Regions from separate parts of the Homo sapiens genome. Here region 1 is linked to region 2. The links are chromatin contacts, found by Hi-C or POLR2A ChIA-PET in ENCODE. All regions are on one chromosome and are shown on one strand. The core of a region is the stretch at or near the end of the contact, and the rest is flanking DNA. Distances in the headings are between cores, read along the strand shown.

What was found. A loop is a pair of places that touch in the nucleus more often than their neighbours do. ChIA-PET counts read pairs that join two places held with the same protein, here RNA polymerase II (POLR2A). Pooled maps may share reads with other maps.
Region 1: a loop to region 2 is called in a map of prostate gland, with 2.5 times the contacts of the local background. The contact joins two enhancer-like sites. A Hi-C loop is called at or near these places in 1 of 168 maps with a recorded cell type or tissue (prostate gland), 2 of 37 single-sample maps with no recorded cell type and 2 of 50 pooled maps. POLR2A ChIA-PET finds 5 or more read pairs at or near these places in 5 of 52 experiments (GM12878, HepG2, K562 and 2 more).

What each region holds. Positions count from the first base shown.
Region 1 is chr3:99,923,825-99,928,080 of GRCh38, reverse strand. All of the region lies in intron 1 of CMSS1 (cms1 ribosomal small subunit homolog), which reads right to left. It overlaps FILIP1L (filamin A interacting protein 1 like), which reads left to right. Exons shown (of 6, transcript NM_001387850.1): 4 at 3,673-3,851. The region is part of intron 1 of LOC105374010 (a long non-coding RNA gene); the gene reads right to left. It also overlaps the pseudogene TMEM258P2. Among named protein-coding and RNA genes, the nearest start is that of MIR3921, 38 kb to the left of the region's middle. Within about 2 kb of position 2,245, at least 17 of the 41 ENCODE cell types and tissues checked have a DNase peak (open chromatin) inside an H3K27ac peak, as active enhancers do.
Region 2 is chr3:99,965,138-99,969,661 of GRCh38, reverse strand. All of the region lies in intron 1 of CMSS1 (cms1 ribosomal small subunit homolog), which reads right to left. The region is part of intron 1 of FILIP1L (filamin A interacting protein 1 like); the gene reads left to right. The region is part of intron 1 of LOC105374010 (a long non-coding RNA gene); the gene reads right to left. Among named protein-coding and RNA genes, the nearest start is that of MIR3921, 3.0 kb to the right of the region's middle. Within about 2 kb of position 2,486, at least 2 of the 41 ENCODE cell types and tissues checked have a DNase peak (open chromatin) inside an H3K27ac peak, as active enhancers do.

The DNA of each region.
Region 1 (4,256 bases), core at 996-3,495, 41 kb after region 2:
CCCCCATCTTGAAGTGTTAACAGCCCCTTCTCCCTTTTATTTTCTTCATAATGTTCTTTTTGAAAAACCTAAAAAATCTCAATCATGTCTAGGGTAAACTAGAGGTGATTTATCTAATTCTTAAGGCAAAATAACTTAGAAGAACAAACAGCTCTCGGTTACATGACACGACAGGAACACTGACTTAAGATGAAAAACTGGTGGAAGCCTGTGAGCTGGAACATGCTTGGGGCTGGGGCTAGGAGCAGAGGTGTGGTCAAGAGGGCGGGAAGAGGCAAGGACTCAGTCCACAAGAGTTTTGACCTCCTATTCCTTTCCAGCCTAGGGTTCTATATCAGAACTTAATTTTAAAAAAAAATTAATAGCCTAAGGTATTCTTAGTTCTTCCAAAAAATATATTATAGAAAATATGGGCCGGGCGCAGTGGCTCATGCCTGTAATCCCAGCACTTTGGGAGGCCGAGGCAGGCAGATCACCTGAGGTCGGGAATTCGAGACCAGCCTGACCAACATGAAGAAAGCCCGTTTCTACTAAAAATACAAAATTAGCCGGGCGTGGTGGCACATGCCTGTAATCCCAGCTACTTGGGAGGCTGAGGCAGGTGAATCGCTTGAACCCAGGAGGCGGAGATCGCGATGAGCTGAGATCACGCCATTGCACTCCAGCCTGAACAACAAAAGCGAAACTCCGTCTCAAAAAAAAAAAAAACAGAAAGAAAATATAACAACATTTTGGATTTACCAAGGCACTATAATAAAAGAGTCTCAGTATTATTAGCATAACCTAGGGCAAATCTTAAAATACTTACCTTAAGCAATGGTATAATTAAGCTTTTAAATTTAATTTTATTCATTTAGTTAGTTAATATGTATTGAAAAGCTCATGTATAGGGAAAGTTTTGGTGAAAGAGGAAAAAAGATTTCCAGGTCTTGGCATTGAAAAAAGCAGTCTTGAAGCACCATGGTGAATTGTAAGAACTGCCTGAAGTCCAGTGTGGCTGAAAGTTGGGTAGGATCGGTGGGAAGATATGGAGTGAAGATGGGGCCAAGGTGGCAGGAGGTTCAGATGGTGAAGGGCCTTTTGGCCCCGAACAGGAGAGTGGAGTCCCAGTGGTGAAAAATCATGCTGTCAGTGATGAGGACAGACTGCAAGGAGGTAAGGCTAGAGGAAGGGAGACCACTTAGGGGGTCATGGAATAAATGAAGGGCACGGATTCCTTCTAGCCTTCTTTCCATTCCCTTCAAACAACCACGAACATATAAAGGGAAAAAAACAATGGAAAGCAAGAGTGGATTAAATAAACCTTCTATTTTCTCTCTTTGGTTTGTATAAAATTTAATATACATATCTTGACAATTACAACAAGCTCTCCAAGGAAATACTGTTTTTGGATTTAGAAAAGCCTCTTTTAGTAATTCATTTATGCTTTACTGAATACCTACTATAATTATTCATACATTAATTCTAATGTCAATCTTGTGACAAATTAAATTGAATGTATTTTCTAAGTCAACTAATAACTTCCCTAAAGTAAAGCTGATCCTATCACTATTTCACTCTCAAATTGCAAAAGGAGTTGATTTGAATTTTCCTTACAATGGACTCTAATGTTTGGGCAACTGAAGATAAAATTTTCAGAGGGCTGCAGTGGTTTGAAACACACTTCCATGACAATCAACACTAGAGCCTCCTCAGAAGATGCCTCTGCCAGCAGGCAATACAACATAGCAGTTTCAGCTTTCACAAAAGGACTGGCTACATTAAAAATCATCAACAATTGTATGGCATAATGAAGTATTTTGTGAATTTAAGCATTTAGAAGTCAGAGAGAATTTACTGGGTTCTATATGCTGGGACACCTCAGTTGTACTCTTTTTCTGAAATGACTTGGTCATTTTGTGCCCAGATTTCTAGTCAAGTACATTTCTAGTCAAGTACATGCTTTTTAGGATACACAACTTAAATTGGCTTTAAATTCACAATGAGTCACACATTCTAAATCTTTTATGACAAAGGCAAACTGTAAAAATCAATCAACATTATCACTTACTGCATCTGTATCTAATCTAGAAAGTCGGGTGTTTTCAAAACCAAGTTCTTAATAGATATTAATTTATCACTAGCAAAAGATCCCGAGTTAGCTCTTGCCAACATGTTTTTCTGGTGGCAGCTTACCCCGTGCTGGGCAAAATGGAGCTCAAGGCCAGGAGCTGATAAACCAGCCCAGTGAGCTTGGCTGTCTAACTCCATCTGACTGTGATGCTTTTGGCCACTGGCATGTTCTTTACTGCCTGGTTCTTCCTTTATGAGGTCACCTCCACTTCCACCAAGTGCACTTGGGATATCTGCCAAGAGCTCCTCATGTCCTTGGTGCTCTCACTCTTCCTAGGCTATGGAGTCCTGTCCTGCTGCTGTGGCTTAGCATCCACGTATAAGCCCCTAAGGGTACCAGCTGGACAGCTTCTCTGAATCCCTACTTTTGTTAATCAAAAATTTTTTTTAAACTACTGCTGGAAGTGTCCCACATGCTGCTCACAATAAAGGCAGATGTGTGACCAAACAAAACAAAACAAAAAAAATCTCAGTTTCCTTGCTTGCTTGTTTTGTTTCCAGTCTGTAAACTGGGCACCTCTTATAAGCAAGGCACTCTGTTAGATGCCAAGGATTAAAAATAAAATAAAAAAAGAAGGATGTAGGCCCAGCTTTCAGGGAGTTCACAGTCTAGCAGGGGAGACAAACACATGTATCAGCCACAGGTTGATCATTTTGTAAAAAAGATGTAAGTATAGTGCTGTGAAAATCTGAATGGACTTAGTACTTACATTTGGTGACATTCACACTATACACCAACACATAATAGATTATCTATTCATAGATCTATTTTAATGGAAATACCTTGATGTATAATAAAATGAAAATCATAGCATGTCCTGGTAGAGCGATCCAAGAGGCATATACTGGTACAGAGAACTATAGGGTGGGCTGGGGCAGAAGAGATCAGCTAGGGCAGCTGCGAATCCAGCACCGTGCAAGGATTCTCTTACTTCCTGTCATTTCTTTAATGTAGCTTCTCAGGAGAGAGACATAAGAGTGTCAGAAAGAGGTTATGTGGAAACAGTTGATACCCACAGGGACACAGATTATTCTGTCAAGAAAAATTTGATGGCAATAAAGAGACTACATTTGTATTGAAATGCACCCAAAAGTATCAATTAACAAGAGAATAAACACTAAACAAGGAGATAAAAAACCCACTGCTGGCCGGGCGCCGTGGCTCATGCCTGTAATCCCAGCACTTTGGGAGGCCGAAGCAGGCAGACCACTTGAGGTCAGGAGTTCAAGACCAGCCTGACCAACGTGGAGAAACCCTGTCTCTACTAAAAGTACAAAAAAAATTAGTTGGGCATGGTGGCGCATGCCTGTAATCCCAGCTACTTGGGAGGCTGAGGCAGAAGGATCGCTTAAACCCGGGAGGCGGAAGTTGCAGTGAGTCGAGATCGCGCCATTGCACTCCAGCCTGGGCAACGACAGCGAAAACTGTTTCAAAACAAACAAACAAAAAACCAAAAAAACCCACTGCCGAATTAATCAAAACAGGGACATTTCTAAAAGAGTGAAAGACAACAGTATATAAACAATTTGGTAACAGGCTATAAATGTTTTCTTTCGTAGTTGGACAAAGTTGTGGAAAAACATAAAGAATCTTACAGACGAATCCTGGGACAGCTTTTAGTGGCAGAAAAATCCCGTAGGCAAACCATATTGGAGTTGGAGGAAGAAAAGAGAAAACATAAAGAATACATGGAGAAGAGTGATGAATTCATATGCCTACTAGAACAGGAATGTGAAAGGTAAGGCTGCTTTGGGCAAACAATGTCCCATTCTGCAATCTATGAGCTGGCCACTGTACCAGGTCTCAGGGATACAAAGATAAATATGACACAGTCTCTGTTCTCAAAGATCTCATAGTCCAGGGTGAGGAAAAGGATATGTTTGAAGACATTATCAGTACAATGTATGGATAACCAGATGTGTGATAAGGACTGTGGAACCATAAATGTTAGGCCCCTAACTCTTGAAGGGAGTGCCCTGTGAAGGCTGCAAAGACCAGGCAACAGGGGTCTAGTCCCTAGGCAAACAAGAATGAAAACCATATTCATGGCAAGGGGTGAAATAAGTGTGTTAGTATAGAAGTGAGAAAAGAACCTGCATTTTGAGGGAACTCAAGCTTTTCACATGGCTACAGCATAGGGCAT
Region 2 (4,524 bases), core at 1,237-3,736:
CTCCCCGTGCCTTTGCCCTTACTACCTCTGCTCTCCAATCTCTGGAAAACCATAGTTCCTTGACCTCTTTCCTGGCCTCACTGCTTTACCCAGTTGGGATAGCACGGCTCATTACTTCAACCATTCTTTCACTAATATCTTTAGAATCAATTCAAACGTAGACTTCTGTATTTCTGTGACCAATCTGTTGAGCTCAGCTGGAAAAAAAAGTCAGCTTTCAGATTGACGCAACTATATAAATCTGCAGTCCTCAATCTCAAATAGGCCATCAACGTGGCTCAACCTCCTACTCATTCTTGCTTAGCTTGCTCTTATTTTACTAAGCAATGTTACCAAACTGTCATATTGCTCAAGAGCCCAAACAAGGCTACATCCTTCTCTGCAGATGACATCATTTTCTACTTCAATAAGAGAATTATACATACATTATCCCAATATTGTTCCCCTCCCCTTCTTAGATATGCCTGGACCTGTCCTTGTGCACTTTCTTTCAATGACAGGATGAGGTATTCTTACTCCAGGTCAAGATCCTGCCCTGCCCTCCACACATGGCCCCCCTTTTCAGCACTCCCAGGACCGAGCTCCATTAATTATCCCCTTTACTTCCTAAATCTTTAAATTCTCAGTGCCTATTTACTCTTTCCTCTAAGCCCAGAAACCCATTTAAATCTTTTATCAAATGAATTTTTTTTTCTTTTTGCTTCTTGAACCTGGGTTGCACCCCAGAAACCATACCCTTCCTTCTCTTCTAAGGCAAGTGACTTGAAAGAGAGGTTTGTGCTAACCCTTCTCAACTTTCTTACCCTACCCATTTACTTTAAAACAAGACACAATGTCATTCTGCCCTGGCCACTGGACTGAAACTTCTCTGATGAGACACCAGTGAACTCCATAATGCCACACCTGAGGAAAATGTATCAATTCTCTCCTCTCATTTTTTCTTATTTCTCTGTTTTTTCCTTTCCAGTCTCCCTCATGGGTTCCTTGTCTTTTGTTTGCTTCTTAAATGTCTGTATTACTCAAGGCTTCACCCATGGTAATTTGTTCATTCTATATATTCTCCTTGTGCAATTTCATTTGCTCTTGATTTTAAACACCACTGATATGGGGTGACTTCCAAATCTGTATTTCCAGCCCAGATTACCTCCCATCACCTTCCATGTTTATTTACCTGGATAGCCTGCCTGCAAGGACTTAAACCCAACATATCATTCAGTCTTTTTTTTTTTTTTCCCCCAAAAACATAGTTTTTCAGGACCTACTTCATACTACTATTCAACAGTAAACAAGACAGCAAAACAGGTCCTTTATCTTAATCCCTGTTTCTCACTCGTACCCCTAAGTACAATTTAGGCTACAATAAGACCAAACTTTCTGTAGTTTGCCATTTTTTTGTTCAAAGAAGGTTAAACACTGAGGGCGTATGAACATACTACTCTCCCAGCCTGGAATTCCCTTCCCATGTTCTTTTCAATTCTTAAGACTTTAGGAGAAGTCTCATCCTCCAAGGTACCTTCCCTAAATTGCCACGTAAGGCTAGGTGCCCTTGATCACTGCCTTTACTAGAATGTGCTAAAACTATCTCTTTGTACATGTTTTCCCCAAGGATCCCTAAGGCAGAGATTGTATCTCTCTGTGAACAGCATACTGCTTGGTACATGAGTAATACATGTTTGAGATTGCCCAAGTAGATGTGCTGAAGTACTGTGATGCTTTTCTGACACTCCCACATACCGTTGCACTTATCTATTTGTAAATCCTACTCCTTCTCCTTGCTAATACCAGGTTAACTTTCCTGAGCATGTTGTGTCTCTTTCATTCTCCACATCACTCAAAATCATGTATATAAAAGGCACTCAAGGAGTATTGGTTGAATTGAGGTGAAATAAACAGATAAAACACTCCACATCTACATTTCTATTTCTGGGATCCATTAGTGTCATTCTGTAGCTCTGAGCTAAGATTTCTCAGGTGTCTTTCAGCTACTACCAAGGCCCAAAGAACGTTATCAAAAAATGTCCAGACTGTTCTTCAATCTCTGCATGTGTCGTGAGAGACCATTCCAATTGCATATGTGGGATTTCCCATCCAGGTGTAGGGACTCACCATATTCCTCAATTCACAAAACAAGGAGCCAGGAGGGGACTCTTAGTGGAACAAAAAATTCAGTTGACCCACTGGATCACTATGTACCATATTTCTTCCTGCAATGCATTAAATTCAGGCTCTTATGGCCTAAGTTCATTTCCAAAAAGTGAACACTTCTATTTACTCTTCACGAGAAGCTTCTCTCTCAATGCATGTAAAGTGCTTTGAGCTCTCTGTGAAAGGAATGATGTAAACACAAGGCATTATTACCAACACTATCCTCTAAATAACCTCATGAGGTAAGTATTAATATCAGAGGGACTATTATTTTACAGGCAGAGAAATCAGCTGATTTGCTCAAAGTCAGAGGTGGGGCTAAGAGCCAAGAACACATTCCAAGAGTCCTTTGCTTATTATATCCATTGCCAGACCTAATCCAAGCTTTTCAGAAAGTTCTTCTTAGAGTGTGAAGAGAGTCTGAGAACTTTATCCTTTCTTTTTCAGACTGTTCTTGCCCCATATCCTTTCCCTCTCTTATCATTTCTTCTCAATAGGGATCCAAAAGAGAATGCAATGATCACCTAACAGCCATCCAATCCCCCACCTGTATAGCATGTGGGGCAGTACAGAGGTTCAGTCAGGCATACTCCATCTATTTTCACCCAGACTTTACAATCCAGGCTGCTCGGAGTTCTGCCAGCTTGAGTTAGTTCAGTTCGAGTAAATCTCTAAGTCGTTCAAGTACGGCATGCTCTGTTGAATTAATTTTCTTCAGTTACGTCTTGTATACGTGGCCCATATAACTTTACAGAGATCCTGCTCACCAAATGATTTTTCAAATCTGACACACTACATTTATTAGAATGATTCTATTTTCATCCACCTAGTTTTAAAATCTGCTAGAGTTTGAAGGTTGAAAATGCCATGTAAATGTGGCATCTTAAATCAAACTGTATATACAGAGCGAAGGGTTCTGAGTAACAGTAATAATAGTTGTCCTACTTGTTGAATGTTTATAAAGTTAATTGTTAGTGATGAGTGAACTCAGTCTAAGTCTCCGTACTATTTTGACGGGGCTCTGCACAAAAACAATCATTTCTGGGGAAGGAGAAATCTTCTAGACTGAATTATATCTAGTTCTAACCTCTAAAACTATATATAGCCGAAAAAAAAAATCTATCCATCAATTTTCTGGAAGGGTTCAGGCTTCAGATGGAGCAGTGGGGCTATGAAAGAAACAGAAAGGAAGGGCTACTGGTGGTGGAGGCTGCTTTGCCCCAGGAGATCTGCCTGGAGTTGACCATTTCAACTTCCAGCCATGACAAGCTCCCATGCCCAGCCTCTGCAGCCTGCTTAGGTTCCTTCCCAAACTCCTCCCAAGTTAAGAAACAACTTATCTAAGGAATTACTCACCTACAAGTTGTGAACATTTTATTTACCTTTCCTAAGAGATATTGTGAGAGAGATATCCCTGTAAATATCACTTTCTGTGTTACAACACTGTTGTGCTGTACCCCTATTAACCTCAGCAGGGAAGGCACTAGGTTCAAGAGGCTGAAGAAAAGACCCAGAGGCAGCAAATGAGACATGGGGTTTACTAGGGGCTTACATATGGGGAGAGAGTGGAGAACTGGTGGCAGGCGGGACAGGAGAACTGCCTTATGTACAGAAATGGTCCAGTGGCGGCAGGCTGGACAACATGACTGCATGGCCAGTGGCTGCGGGCTGGGCAGGAAAACTGCAACTGCTTGCAAACAGCATGCAGTTTATAAAGCATTTTCATTTAACACCCTCCCCCTAATGACCTCCATCTGGTAACCTTCATTTAACCTAAAACTCAGGGCCTTAATCCCCAATAAGCCCATGTTCCACAGGATGAGCAGGGGGCTCAGATATTTATCATAGTAAGGAATGAATCTCCGAGTTGGCCATTCCTGGATTCCCTACCTTGGAACACACATTCAGGTGCACTGGCCATACATGGTCATTCTAAGGGTATGCTTAAATTGCTGCTATCAGGTATGTTTACCCTACAAACAAACAAATGAAGAAAAGTATCTGGAAGAAATTCAGAGATAGCTACAAATTTAACATTTATCTCAATTCCAAAGGTCTGGAAAATCAGTCATGACCTTGAAGAACATGCTGGTACATCCACAGAGTACACTACGCCAGAAGCAGCACATGCCATAGCACCTGACTGGGCAACAGAGAGAAATGTGACAGCCTGCACCAGTAAGAACACAGGCCAACCTTTCATTCTTGATAAAAAATTATAAAACTCCCACATATACAAAGAACACAGGAAAGAAAGTCATAAACCACTTGGACTCAAAGGAAAAATACCTGACTCATATATTTGTTTCACAATTTAAGCACATATCCCTCATCTCACAGTGGGGACTAAGTGATATGCTTGGCTAGTAGGATTAACAT